Linked DNA regions of Homo sapiens: region 1 is linked to region 2. Evidence: chromatin contacts called from ENCODE Hi-C or POLR2A ChIA-PET data. All regions are on one chromosome and are shown on one strand. Each heading gives the region's core, a stretch centred on a gene start or an enhancer-like site at or near the end of the contact. The rest is flanking DNA. Distances are from core to core; before and after follow the strand shown. Region 1 overlaps LOC107984869 (a long non-coding RNA gene). Region 2 overlaps MYH11 (myosin heavy chain 11).

Evidence for each region. A loop is a pair of places that touch in the nucleus more often than their neighbours do. ChIA-PET counts read pairs that join two places held with the same protein, here RNA polymerase II (POLR2A). Pooled maps may share reads with other maps.
Region 1: a loop to region 2 is called in a map with no recorded cell type, with 2.1 times the contacts of the local background. The contact joins two enhancer-like sites. A Hi-C loop is called at or near these places in 1 of 168 maps with a recorded cell type or tissue (OCI-LY7), 1 of 37 single-sample maps with no recorded cell type and 1 of 50 pooled maps. POLR2A ChIA-PET finds 5 or more read pairs at or near these places in 1 of 52 experiments (activated T-cell).

What each region holds. Positions count from the first base shown.
Region 1 is chr16:15,914,492-15,921,735 of GRCh38, reverse strand. All of the region lies in intron 1 of LOC107984869 (a long non-coding RNA gene), which reads left to right. Among named protein-coding and RNA genes, the nearest start is that of CEP20, 30 kb to the right of the region's middle. Within about 2 kb of position 1,540, at least 4 of the 41 ENCODE cell types and tissues checked have a DNase peak (open chromatin) inside an H3K27ac peak, as active enhancers do.
Region 2 is chr16:15,764,640-15,772,310 of GRCh38, reverse strand. MYH11 (myosin heavy chain 11) reads left to right here. Exons shown (of 41, transcript NM_002474.3): 9 at 599-742. Among named protein-coding and RNA genes, the nearest start is that of MYH11, 89 kb to the left of the region's middle. RefSeq lists a silencer at 6,105-6,399. Within about 2 kb of position 1,635, at least 5 of the 41 ENCODE cell types and tissues checked have a DNase peak (open chromatin) inside an H3K27ac peak, as active enhancers do.

The DNA.
Region 1 (7,244 bases), core at 291-2,790, 150 kb before region 2:
AAACAATGAGTAAAATAAGACATCATAAAAAAATTTTTAAATATTTTGAGATGAATGAAAAAGCAGTACAACTTACCAAAACTTATGAGATGCAGCAAAGACAATGCTCAGAGGGAAATTTATAGCTGTAGTCACCTACATCAAAAATGAAAGAGGGTGGGCGCAGTGGCTCACGCCTGTAATCCCAGCACTTTGGGAGGCTGAGGCGGGTGGATCACCTGAGGTCAGGAGTTCAAGACCAGCCTGACCAACATGGAGAAACCCCATCTCCACTAAAAAGACAAAATTAGCTGGGCATGGTGGCACATGCCTGTAGTCCTTGCTACCTAGGAGGCTGAGGCAGGTGGATCACTCGAACCCATGAGGCGAAGGTTGTGGTGAGCTGAGATCGTGCCATTGCACTCCAGCCTAGGCAACAAGAGTGAAACTCCATCTCAAAAAAAAAAAAAAAAAAATGAACACTTGAGGCCAGGAGTTTGAGACCAGCCTCAGTAATATAGCGAGACCCTATCTGTATGAAAAATACAAATAAAAAATCTAGCCAGGCATCGTGGCACATGCCTGTGATCTCAGCTACTTGGGAGGCTGAGGCAGGAGGATCACTTGAGCCCAGGAGTTTGAGGCTGCAGTGAGCCATGATTGCACCACTACACTCCAGCTTGGACAACAGAGCAAGACCTTGTCTCAAGCAAAAAAAGAAAGACAGATCTCAAATAAATAATACATTCTTCCACCTTATGGGATTAGAAAAAGATCAAACTATGCCGAAAGCAAGCAGCAGCAAAAAAACAATAAAAATTACAGTGAAGATAAATAAAATATAGTATTCTATAAAAGCAATAGAGTCAACAAAACCAAAAACTGGTTCTTTAACAAATCAGCAAAATTGCTAAACTTTTGGAAATACTGATGCCCCCAGAAGAAGAATGGAGATGGCCCAAACCACTAAAATCAGGAACCAAAGATTACTACAACCCTTACAAAAATAAAAGATTATAAGAGAATACTATAAACAATGACATGTCAATTAATTGAATACACCTGGAAGAAATGTACAAATTTCTAGAAACACACAAATTACCAAGACTAACCCAAGAAAAACTAGGAAGTCGGAATAGATCTATAACAAGGAAAGAGATGGAATTGGTAACAATTTTTTAAAGTTCCGTAAGGAAAAGCTCAGGACCCGATGGCTCCATTGGTGAATTCTACCAGGTATTTGAATAATTAAGGCCAATTCTTATTAAAATCTTCCCAAAACTAGAAGAGGAGGCAACATTTCTGACCCACTCTATGAGGCCAGCATTACCCTGATACCAAAGCCACACAATGACATTACAGGAAAAGGAAACTATAGACCAATGTCCCTTATAAATATAGATGCAGAAATCCTAAAGAAAATACTAGCAAATCAAATCCAGCAGCATAGAAACATATTATACATATGTGTTAACAGATGAGACTTATCCCAAGAATGTAAGGGTGATTCATTATAAGAAAATCAGGGCAGGGCGCAGTGGCTCACAACTGTAGTCCCAGCTACTTGGCATGCTGAGGTGAGAGAATCACTTGAGCTGGGGAGGTTGAGGCTGCGGTGAACCATGTTTGTGCCACTGCACCCCACCCTGGGTGACAAAGTGAGACCCTGTCTCAAAAAAGAAAAAACTCAGCCAGGCACGGTAGTGCACGCCTGTATTCCCAGCACTTTTGGCAGACCGAGGCAGGTGGACCATTTGAGGTAAAGAGTTCAAGATCAGCCTGGCCAACACGGTGAAACCCCGTCTCTACTAAAAATACAAAAAATAAAAATAAATTAGCTGGGCGTGGTGACACACGCCTGTAATGCCAGGTGTTAGGGAGGCTGAGGTAGGAAAATTGCTTGAACCCAGGAGATGGAGGTTGCAGTGAGCCGAGATCATGCCACTGCACTCCAGCCTGGGAGACTGAGTGAGTCTCCATCTCAAAATAAGTAAATAAATAAATAAATAAATAAATAAATGTTATTCACAACATTAATAGAATTAAGGGATAATGTAGAAAACAGCCTTTGACAAAACCCAACACCTTTTCAGGATTTAAAACAAAACAAAACAAAACAACAACAACAACAACAAAGAATACTGAAATAATAAAGACCAGAAGAGAACTTCTTCAACAGGATAAAGGGCATATATAAAAAACTTACACCAGGCCAGGCAAGGTGACTCACTCCTGTAACCCCAGTACTTTGGGAAGATTGCTTGAGCCTAGAAGTTTGAGACCAGCCTGGGCAACATAGTGAGACGCTGGCTCTATTTATTTATTTATTTTTATTTATTTATTTTTTGAGACGGAGTCTCGCTCTGTCGCTCAGGCTGGAGTGCGGTGGCATGATCTCGTCTCACTGCAAGCTCCACCTCCTGGGTTCAGGCCATTCTCCTGCCTCAGCCTCCCGAGTATCTGGGACTACAGGCGCCCACCACCACGCCCGGCTAATTTTTTTTTTGTATTTTAGTAGAGATGGAGTTTCACTGTGTTAACCAGGATGGTCTCTATCTCCTGACCTCGTGATCCGCCTGCCTCGGCCTCCCAAAGTGCTGGGATTACAGGCTGAGCCAGCGTGCCCGGCCTGCTGTTTCTATTTATAGAAAGAAAGAAAAAGAAGGAAGAGAGAAAGAAGGAAGGAAGGAAGGAAGGAAAGAAGGAAGGAAGGAGAAAGAAAGAAAGGAAGAGACTTACACCATATGCAACAGTGAAAGGCTTACAAATTTAAAGATTTCCCCACAAAGACCAGGAACAACACAAGGATGCCTGCTTTTACCACCTCTTGTCGACATTGCACTTTAATGTTTTATTGATTGATTGATCTATTTTTTATTGATATATGAATGGATTTTTTTTCTTTTTTTATTATACTTTAACTTCTACAATACATTTGCACGACGTTGCACGACGTGCAGGTTTGTAACATAGGTATACATGTGCTATGTTGGTTTGCTGCACCCATCAACTCGACATTTACATTAGGTATTTGTCCTAATGCTCTCCCTCCCCGCCCCCACTACCCCCAACAGGCCCCAATATGTGAAGTTCCCTGCCCTGTGTCCATGTGTTTTCATTGTTCAATTCCCACCTATGAGTGAAACATGTGGTGGTTGGTTTTCTGACCTTGTGATAGTTTGCTAAGAATGACGGTTTCCAGCTGCATCCATGTCCTTGCAAAGGACATGAACTCATCCTTTTTTATGGCTGCATAGTATTCCGTGGTGTAGATGTGCCACATTCTCTTAATCCAGTCTATCATTAATGGACATTTGGGTGGCTCCAAGTCTTTGCTATTGTGAATAGTGGCACAATAAACATATGTGTGTATGTGTCTTTATAGTAGCATGATTTATAATCCTTTGGGTATATACCCAGTGAAGGGATTGCTGGGTCAAATGGTATTTCTGGTTCTAGATCCTTGAGGAATAGCCACACAGTGTGTGGCTATTAAGCAGAATGGTTGAACTAATTTACACTCCCACCAACAGTGTAAAAGCATTCCTATTTCTCCACACCCTCTCCAGCATCTGTCGTTTCCTCACTTTTTAATGATCACCGTTCGAACTGGCGTGAGATGGTATCTCATTGTGGTTTTGATTTGCATTTCTCTGATGACCAGTGATGATGAGCATTTTTTCATGTGTCTGTTGGCTGCATAAATGTCTTCTTTTGAGAAGTGTCTGTTCATATCCTTTGCCCACTTTTTGATGGGGTTGTTTGTTTTTTTCTTGTAAATTTGTTTAAGTTCTTTGTAGATTCTGAATACTAGCCCTTTGTCAAATGGGCAGATTGCAAAAGTTTTCTCCCAATCTGTAGATTGCCTGTTCAGTCTGATGATAGTTGCTGACCAGGCTGCAGCATCACAGGTTGATCTTGGACTGCTTCGCTAGCAGTGACCAAGGCTCTGTGGGCGTGCGACCTGCCGAGCCAGGAACGGGAGAGAATCTCCTGGTCTGCCAGTTGCTAAGACCGTGGGAAAAGCACAGTATTTGGATGGAAGTGTACCGTTCCTCCAGGTGCAGTCTGTCACGGCTTCCCTTGCCTAGGAAAGGGAAATCCCCTGAACCCTTGCACTTCCTGGGAAAGGCGACACCCTGCCCTGCTTCAGCTCACCTCTGTGGGCTGCACCCACTGTCCAACCAGTCCCAGTGAGATGAACCAGGTACCTCAGTTGGAAATGCAGAAATCACCTGTCTTCTGTGTTGATCTCGCTGGGAGCTACAGACCGGAGCTGCTCCTATTTGGCCATCTTGGAAGTGACTCATCTATTTTTATTTATTTATTTTTGGAGACCGCTTCTCTCTCTGTCACCCAAGCTAGAATGCAGTGGCACGATCTCGGCTCACTGTGGCCTCTGCCTCCTGGGTTCAAGCAATTCTCCTGCCTCAGCCTCCCAAGTAGCTGGGACTACAGGTGTCGGCCACCATGCCCAGGTAATTTTTGTATTTTTAGTAGACACAGGGTTTCACCATTTTGGCCAGGCTGGTCTCGAACTCCTCACCTCAGGTGATCTGTCCACCTCAGCTTCCCAAAGTGCTGAAATTACAGGCGTGAGCCACTGTGCCTGGCTGAACATTGCCCTTTAATGTTTTAAAATGTAGGTTTTATTATTATCTACCTATGCTGAGGCCAACAAATTAGGAGACAACTGTCATTGAAAAGGTAGTTTGCAGCTGGGCGTGGTTGCTCATGCCTGTAATCCCAGCACCTTGGGAGGCCGAGGTGGGTGGATCACTTGAGGTCATGAGTTCTAGACCAGCCTGGCCAACATGGTGAAAGCCTGTCTCTAGTAAAAAATACAAAAATTAGCTGGGCGTGGTGAGGGCACCTGTAGTTCCAGGTACTTGGGAGGCTGAGGCAGGAGAATCACTTGAACCCAGGAGGTAGAGGTTGCTGTGAGCCAAGAGCATGCCACTGCACTCCAGCCTGGGTGACAGAGCAAGACTCCATCTCAAAAAAAAAAAAAAAAAAAAGAAGATCAACGCACAAACATCAGCCACATTTCCATAAACTAGCAATAAACAATCAGAAAGTAAAATTAAGAAAACAATTTCACTTCCAATAGAATAAAAATAAATAAATTTAACCAAGTAGGAGTAACACTAGTGCCCTGAAAACTACAAAACGTGGCTGAAAGCAAATACGAAGACCTAAATAAATAGAAAGACGACGTCACATGTTGATATGGTTTGGCTCTTTGTCCCCACCCAAATCTCATCTTGAATTGTACTCCCATGATTCCCACGTGTTGTGGAAGGGACCCAGGGGGAGATAATTGAATCATGGGGGCAGTTTTTCCCGTACTGTTCTTGTGGTAGTGAATAAGTCTGACAAGATCTGATGGTTTTATAAGGAGAAACCCGTTTCACTTGGCTCTCATTCTCTCGCTTGCCACCGCCATGTAGAAAATGCCTTTCGCCTTCCACCATGATTGTGAGGCCTCCCTAGCCACATGGAACTGTAAGACCATTAAACCGATTTCTTTTGTAAACTCCCCAGCCTTGGGTATGTCTTTATCAGCAGCATGAAAACAGACTAATACACGTGTTTATGAATTAGAAGACTTAATATTGTTAAGATGATAATACTATCCCAAAGTGATCTATGGACTTGATATAATCCCTATGAAAATCCCAACGTCCTTGTTTGCAGACCTGGAAAATTCAAACCTAATATTCACATGGTATTGCACCCAAGAGCCAATCTTGAAAAATGAGCAGAGTTGGAAGACTCACACTTGGTGATTTCAGAATTTACTACAAAGCCACAATAATCAAAAGGTGTGATACTGGTATGAGGATAGGCATATAGATTAGTGGAATAGAATTGAAAGTCTGGAAATGACCCATACATCTATAGTCAATTGATTTTTTCTTTTGAGACAGCATTTTCTCTGTTGCCCTGGCTGGAGTGCAGTGGCGCAATCACAGTTCATTGTAACCACTACCTCCTGGGCTCAAGCAATCCTCCCACCTCAGCCTCCCACATAGCTAGTAGCTGGGAGTATAGGCACGTGCCACCACACCTGGCTAATGTTTTTTGTTTTTAGTACAAATGAAGTCTCGCCATATTGCTGAGGCTGGTCTCAAACTCCTGGGCTCAAGCAATCCTCTCACCTTGACCTCCCAAAGTGCTGGGATTACAGTCGTGACCCACTGCACCCAGTGTGGTCAGTTGGCTTTTTGTTGTTGTTTGTTCGTTTGTTTGTTTTCGAGATGGAGTCTTGCTCTGTCACCCAGGCTGGAGTGCAGTGTCGAATTCTTGACTCACTGTAACCTCCACTTCCTGGATTCAAGCAATTCTCCTGCTTCAGCCTCTCGAGTAGCTGGGACTACAGGCACCCACCACCACGCCTGGCTAAGTTTTGTATTTTTAGTACAGACGGGCTTTCACCCTGTTGGCCAGTCTGATCTTGAACTCCTGACCTCAGGTGATCCACCCACCTTGGCCTCTCAAAGTGCTGGGATTACAGGTGTGAGCCACCATGCCCAGCCAGTGAATCGGCTTTTGACAAGCGTGCCACGGCCATTCAATAGGCGAAAGAACAGTTTCCCTCTCTCTCTTTTTTTAAAAATTTCAATAGATTTTGGGGTACAAGTGGGTTTTGGTTACATAGATGAATTATATAGTGGTAAATTTTGAGATTTTAATGCACCCATCATCACCCAAGTAGTTACACATGTACCCAACATGTAGTCTTCATCCATACCCTCCTCTCATCCTCCCCCTTCTGAGACTCCAAAGTCCTTTATATCACTCTGTATGCCTTTGGGTACTCATAGCTTAGCTCCTACTTATAAGTGAGGACATACAATATTTGGTTTTCCATTCCTGAGTTACTTCACTTAGATTAATGGCCTCCAGCTCCATCCAAATTGCTGAAAAAGGCATATATTTTTTTTCTTTTTTTTGAGATGGAGTCTTGTTCTGTCATCCAGGCTGGAGTGCAGTGGCATAATCTCGGCACACGCAACCTCCACCTCCCGGGTTCAAGCAATTCTCCTGTCTCGGCCTCCCAAGTAGCTGGAACTACAGGTGCACACCACCATGCCTGGCTAATTTTTACACTTTTAGTAGAGACAGGGTCTCGCCATGTTGGCCAGGCTGGTCTTGAACTCCTGACTTCTGGTGATCCACCCACCTTGGCCTCCCAAAGTGCTAGGATTACAGGCATGAGCCACCGTGCCCAGCCTAAAAGACATAATTTAATAGAACAGTCT
Region 2 (7,671 bases), core at 386-2,885:
AGTCTAGTGTGGTCAACATGGTGAAACCCCATCTCTACTAAAAATACAAAATTTAGCCGGGCGTGGTGGCGGGCGCCTGTAATCCCAGCTACTCAGGAGGTTGAGGCAGGAGAATCGCTTGAACCTGGGAGGCGGAGGTTGCAGTGAGCCGAGATCGCGCCACTGCACTCCTGCCTGGACGACAGAGTGAGACTCCGTCTCAAAAAAAAAAAAAAAAAAAAAAGAGTAAAGGTTGATCTAACTCTTCTGACAGCTTTGTCTCTGAAGGCTGAAGGCAGGGTGCCTCTAGACAATTGAGGTAAAGGCATCCCTTCCTCCAGGTAAATGTAACTTCGTGCCAGGGATTGTGGCTTAGCAAGCAGAACCAAGGCTGGATATCAGCTGCAGTCACTGGAGCAGTGCACAACCTGCACCGCTGTGTAAGGCTGGCAGTGGTTGGTGAGGCTGTCTACGTGACGATGCGTGAGGGCTTTAAACGGTTCAAGCCTTGATAAAGGGAAAGGAATTATGATGGCCCAGACCCTTGACCAGATCTCGGTCTCATGTTGAAATTAGAAGTATGTCTTATTGACCCTGACCTGTCTTCCTCTCCTTCTAGGTGACTTGCTTTTGGAGGGCTTCAACAACTACACCTTCCTCTCCAATGGCTTTGTGCCCATCCCAGCAGCCCAGGATGATGAGATGTTCCAGGAAACCGTGGAGGCCATGGCAATCATGGGTTTCAGCGAGGAGGAGCAGCTATGTAAGCCTCACACCTTGAGTCTGGAGGGTAGCTTGCCTGGATACCAGTGGAACCTGTTAAGAACTCTTCTCTGGTCAGGACAGATTTCTGCTCTCTGAATTCCCCACCTTCCATTAAAAAAAAAAAAAAAAAAGGAGGAAAATGAATTTTATTCTAGGTGGTTTGTTTGTGTTGTAGAAAAGTGGCTGTATAACTAGGGTTGCAAGTAACCCGAGCTGGCTTAAACCAAAGGGAAAGTGACTAACTCAGAATGTTGAGAAGTTCAGGGAGGTTAGGCACAGTGGTTCAGGTCTGTAATCTCAGCGCTTTGCGGGGCCAAGGTGGGCGGATCACTTTAGGTCAGGAGTTCGAGACCAACCTGGTCAATTTGGTGAAACCCTGTCTCTACTAAAAATACAAAAAAAAAATTAGCCAGGGCTGGTGGTGCACACTTGTAGTCCTAGCTACTCAGGAGGCTGAGGTGGGAGGATTGCTTGAACCCGGAAGGCAGAGGTTGCAGTGAGCCAAGATTACACCACTCCACTCCAGCTTGGGAGATGGAGCTAGACTCCATCTCAAAAAAAAAAAAAGTTCAGGAATTCAAGCTTCAGGTACAGTGAGATCTAGGTGTTCAAAAGATTTTTCTAGAACCTAATTTCTTGTCTTCTATCTCTCTCGACTACATTGTTTCTCTATAGGATGCAGTTTGTTGACAGCAACATAGCTGGGTTCCAGCCCTTATATTCTTTGGGTTTATGTCCAAAGAACAGAGTAGATTCCCGGCTTAAGTTCCTGAATGGAGTGTCATTGACTCTGATTGGTTGGCTTAGGTTGATATGCACATTCCTGAGCTATGCAGCATAGGCAGGGTTGTGGAAAGCGCAGGGTGGTTTCATTATGGTCCCTAAGAATGGATTCTTGGAGCTGAAGGTAGAGATGTTGGCCTCATCAGGAACATGTGGGCAGGGTTTAGGGGAGGGGGAGTGATCGAGGCAGTGGATTTACTCAGGCTTTTCCTGGAGGGGTTGCTCTGGTGATCAATTGATATTGATCAAAATCATCCAACCAATGGCCAAGAAACACACTGGGTCTTGAGAACAGGACAGCTCAGAAAGAAATTCTTGGTCGGGACACTGTGTTTCCAGAAACGATTTTCCTTCTGCGTTAGATGTGCCTCAGTGTTGAAGGTTAATCTCTTTCAGGAACACCAGGACAGAACTGTGGAAAGTTTCCCTTCCTTCCCACGCCTACGCCCGTTTGGAGCCCCAGAATAGCACTGAGGTTGCTGAAATGCTGCATAAGGGGAGGGGCAGCTCCTCCGAAGATAACTTGGGGTCTGGAAAATTAGGCTGTATGGGTCAGTTGACAAATGGATGGTGTATGTGGGTCTTGGCCAGGGTCCCACATCAGAATCTAGTGCTGATAGCCTCCTTGTCTGAATGACATAGGCCCTCCAAGAATGATTCATTTCATTTGGGACAGGGGTCAGTTTTGCTTCTAATCTTGCTTTTAAATAACAATGAACAATGGTTAAGTATTTGCTGTGTGCCAGGAATTTACCAAATCCTTTTTTCTTGATGTACTACACTGTTCAGTATAGTTTTATTTAAATAATAAAAAACTGGAACAGGCTGGGCACAGTGGCTCATGCCTGTAATCCCAGCATTTGGAGACACTGAGGCAAGAGGATTGCTTGAGCCCAGGAGTTCGAGACCAGCCTGGATAACACAGTGAGACTCTGTCTCTACAAAAAAAATAAATAGAAAAAAACTGGAACAAACTAAAATAGGTTGATTAATAGAGGGTTTATTAAATCATTGTCTGTCCTTGTGAAAGAAAACAATGAGACCATTTAAATTGTTTTGCTGGGCATGGTGGCTCACGCCTGTAATTCCAGCACTTTGAGAAGCCAAGGCAGGCAGATCACTTGAGCTTGAGTTTGAGACTAACCTGGGCAACATGGCAAGATCCCTTCTCTACAAATAATACAAAAAATTAACTGGGTGTGGTGGTGCACACTGTAGTCCCAGCTACTTGGGAGACTGAGGCAGGAAGATTGCTTGAGCCCAGGAGGTCGAAGCTGCAGTGAGCCGAGATCACACCACTCTGTCACCTAGGCTGGAGTACGGTGGCGCAGTCTCAGCTCACTGCAATCTCTGCCTTGCAGGCTCAAGCAGTCCTCCCAGCTCAGCCTCTCAAGTCGTTGAGACTACAGACATGTGCTACCACGCCTGGCTAATTTTTGATTTTAGGGTTTTTGTTTTGTTTTGTTTGAGATGGAGGCTTGCTATTGTCACCCAGGCTGGAGTGCAGTGGCACGACCTCGGCTCACTGCAACCTCTGCCTCCTGGGTTCAAGCAATTCTCTTGGCTGAGCCTCCTGGGTAGCTGGGATTATAGGCGCCCACCACCATGCCCCACTAATTTTTTTTGTATTTTTAGTAGATACTGGGTCTCGCCATGTTGGCCAGGCTGGTCTTAAACTCCTGACCTCAGATGATCCACCCATCTTGGCCTCCCAAAGTGCTGGGATTGCAGGCATGAGCCACCGTGCCTGGCCTGGGGTTTTTTGTTTTGTTTTGGTTTGATTTTTGGAGGGGTGGGTAGAGACAAGGCTTCACCATGTTATCCAGTATTCTCTGGTCTTGAACTCCTGGGCTCAAACAATCAGCCCACCTTGGCCTCCCAAAGTGCTGGGATTACAGGCATGAGCCACCATGCCCAGTCCCCAGTGTTCTCAATGTACTTTGGCACTTGTTTCCCCTTTAACCACAGAGACCAGACTCCAGGCCCAGCACCTTCGGCAGCCCCAAGCATCTAGCTAGAATTTGGTAATACTGTTTTCCTTGTATTTATATTTATAATTGCCATCTATTTATGGCAAGTGAAGATGATTTGTCACTGAAGATAGAGAAAGTTTTCTATTAAAACAAATGTAAGGAAAGAGAAGGAAGTAAATTTAAAGAAAATGATTAAGCAAATAATGGAGCAGATGGTACACAGAGCAAGCATTCAGACGATGGCGTGCAAATGACGAACTCTCATAGGAACCAACTTAGTCCTAAATGTACACCAACCCCATTTATAAACCAAGAGCTACTTCCAAACCCTCCATCAAGGGGCCTATGGAGAAGGGGGTGGGTCAGGCTTCAGGCTGGAGCTTCATGAGGCTCCAAGTGACCAGGGGACACCAGGATTTTCCCCACCACATTGGGTTCTGCAGCCTTGAACTCCTGGCCTCAAGATATCCTCATGCGCCACCATGCCTGGCCTGGTTATACTGCTTCTAATGTATTTTGAAGATAAAAAATAAAATCACCTAAATTGTCCATCCTGTGTATCCCTGGTGGTACACATGTCTGATGTTGGAAAGTCCTGTTTCTTATTCCTCAGCAAGAAGAGAGGTGTAAGGCCACTGTAAAAAATTAGCACAAACTTGATGCCTTAAAACAACAGGAATTTATTCTCTCCCAGTTCTGGAGGCCAGGGTTCTGAAATCAGGGTGTCGGCAGGAGCCGGGCATAATGGCTCATGCCTGTAATCCCAGCACTTTGGGAGGCCAAGGCAAGAGGATCGTTTGAGGCCAGGAGTTCAAGACCAGCCTGAGCAACATAGCAAGACCCCTTCTCTACTAAAAATTTAAAAAAAAAAAATTTTTTTTTTTTTAAAAGACAAGATGTTGGCAGGGGTTGTTCCTCCTGGAGGCACTGAGGGAGATCTGTTCCTTGCCTCTGTCCTGGCTTCTGGTGGCTCTGGCTGTTCCTGGCTTTTCCTTGGCTTGTCTCACTCCAGTCTCTGCCTCATCCTTCATGTGGCATTCTACTCTGTGGGTCTTCTCTTCTGTCCATCATAAAGACACTTGACATTAAATGTAGGGCCCACCAGGTTAATCCAAGATGATCTCATCTTGAGATCTTGTACTTGATTCCATCTGCGAAGACCGATTTTTTCCAAAATAGGCCACGTTCAGGCTGGGCGCGGTGGTTCACGCCTGTAGTCCCAGCTCTCAGGGAGGCAGAGGCGGGAGGATAGCTTGAGCCCAGGAGTTCGAGACCTGCCTGGGCAATATAGTGAGACCCCGGTATCCACAAAAAGGAAAAAAAAATAAATGTAACCCCCCAAATTAGGCCACATTCACAGGTTCCAGGTGGACATATTTTAGAAAGACCAACATTCAACCTAATATAGGTGGCTTCCACTCTTTATCACCTACTAGGCCAGGCCCTTGCTCAGCATCTTACAAGACCTAAACTTCACGAAGCAGGTACTACTGTTACCATCTCCGTTTTGCAGATAGGGAAACTGAGGCTCATGGGACTTATTGAGACTCATGTAGAGTCTCTATCCTCTATTCATCCATGATTCATCCATCAATCCATCCTCTATCATCCATCTATCCTCTACTCATCCTTCCATCACCCATCCATCCATCACCCATCCGTCCATCCATCTACCCACCCATCCATCCATGAACCCATCCTCTATACATTTATACATTCATCCATCCATTCACCCTCCATCTGCCATCCATCCATCTCCCTCCCTCCCCATGTGTATCTGGACCCGGAACTAGGATTTGGAAATTCAGAGATAATGAGATTTATAAGAAGCAAAGCTGGGATTTGAACTCAGGACTCTCTAACTGCAGAGCGCGTGCTTTGCACCAGCACACCAGGATGCTGCCAGCCGTCACCACCCTTGCTGTGTTGTGTCTCCTCACTGGTTTACTTCTTTGCTGTCTGCTAATTCTGCCCCAAGGTTCATCTCTTATGGCCTGGGAGTGGTGGCATTCTTTTGTCATTTCTGGAATTACATTTAACTATACCAGAAAGTGCAAACCAATGGTTCCTGAGCCCACAGGAGAGATCGGCCACTACAACCTTCAAAATTTTTAGAAATTGGTTCCTAAAGTTTAAATATGGGTAGGCCGGGCACTGTGGCCTATAATCCCAACCCTATGGGAGGCCAAGGCACATGGATCACTTGAAGTCAGGAGTTTGAGACCAGCCTGGCCAACATGGTGAAACTCCGTCTCTACTAAAAATAGAAAAATTAGCCGGGTGTGGTGGCACACGCCTGTAATCCCAGCTACTCTGGAGGCTGAGGCAGGAGAATTCCCCTGAACCTGGGAAGCGCAGAGGTTGCAGTGAGCCGAGATTGCACCAATGCACTCCAACCTGGGTGACAGCAAGACTCAGTCTCACACACACACACACACACACACACACACACACACACACACACACCAAAAAACATGGGTACACTTCACATAAAAACTCTGGGTTTCCATTATCTAGAAAAATCAGAAGTTCCAGCAACACTTGGCTTATATCCCCTGTGGCAATGACGGAGTAGCTGCTGGCCCCTTCAGATGGGTTTGTGGCCTCCTTGGGTCCCCACAGTCCTCATTAGTTGGCTTTGTTCATTTAGACCAGTGGTTCTCTGCCAGAGGTGAGTTTGCCTCCCAGGGGACATTGAGTAGTATCTGGTGACATTTGTGGTTGTCACAACTCTGTCAGGGTAACCACCACTGACATCTAGTGGTTAGAGGCCAGGGATGCTACTAAACTTCCCATGATACCCAGGACAGCTCCCCACAATAGAGAATTATCTGGCCCCCAATTTCTGCAGTGACAAGATTGAGAAACCCTGAGTTGGCCGGCTCGCCTGGGCTGTGCAGGCATTTCAGGAATCTTTAGTTTAAATTGACACTTTTAAAACTGTGAGTGCAACTCTTCATAGTTTACAAAGACTCTTTCATAGATGTTATGGTTAAAAGGAAGTGTGTTTCCAAGCCCTGTCAACAGCAGCTTCATTCATTTTGGGGAGAAGGCTTTCTACCATAGTAAGTGGGAGCAAATGGATGGGTGGTCAGCAGCTGGGTCCTTTTGCTGAGCTGGGCCAGGGACCCCATGGCGTGAGAATAGCTGTTGTGAAGGGCCTTGTAATGTCTGGTTTGGCCTGAGGAACCAGAGAAGTCTGGGATCTCTAGGCTTTGTTCCTGGAACATAGTGACTGATTTGAAGCCAGAACTCTGGGTGATTTGTACCTGAGTTAAGCTAAGCCAAGAATTTGCATTAATCATCATCCATCCATTCATCCATCTACCATCCATCCATCATCTGTCCATCCATCCATTCATCCATCCATCATCCATCCATCAATGCTGTATCCATTCCTCCATCAATTCTCCATCCATCTATCCATCGTCTATCCATCAATCCTCTGTCCATTCCATCTATCCATCTATCCTCTATCCATCCATCCATCATCCGTCTATCCTCTATCCATGAATTATTCATCCATCAATCCATCCTCTATTCATCCATCTATCCTCTACTCATCCGTCCATCATTCACCCATTCATCTACCCACCCATCCATCCATCCGTCCATTCATCCATGAACCCATCCTCTATCCATTTATTCATTCATCCATCCATCCACCTTCCACCTACCATCCATCCATCTCTCTCCCTCCCTCCCATGTGTATCAGGACCTTGGAATAGGCTTTGGAAATTCAAAGATGATTAGGGCAGGCCCTCCACTCTCCAGAAACTCATGGTCTTATGGGGATTTCAGACATAGAAACTATTTTAACAGTAACATGGCCTGAGTATGGAGTCAGAAAGGTTCCAAGTATTCTGGGAACACAGCGTTTTTGTTTGGAGACACCTGGACAACAAGTGGAAACAAATGTATATCTTCTTCATCCCAACATGGGCATCTGTTACACCCAGAAGAGTATGTAAGAAGCACAGGGTTTTTATTTCAAAAATCCTTTTATTGACATATGATTTACATGGAGAAAATTGTGTATGCCATAGCGTGCAGTGCAAAGAATTATTATAAACTGAACACGTCTGTGTAACTAGAATCCATTTTAAATAAGACAATGCCACCAGCCCCATGGAAGCTCCCACATGCACCTTCTAAGAACTTCCCTCAATT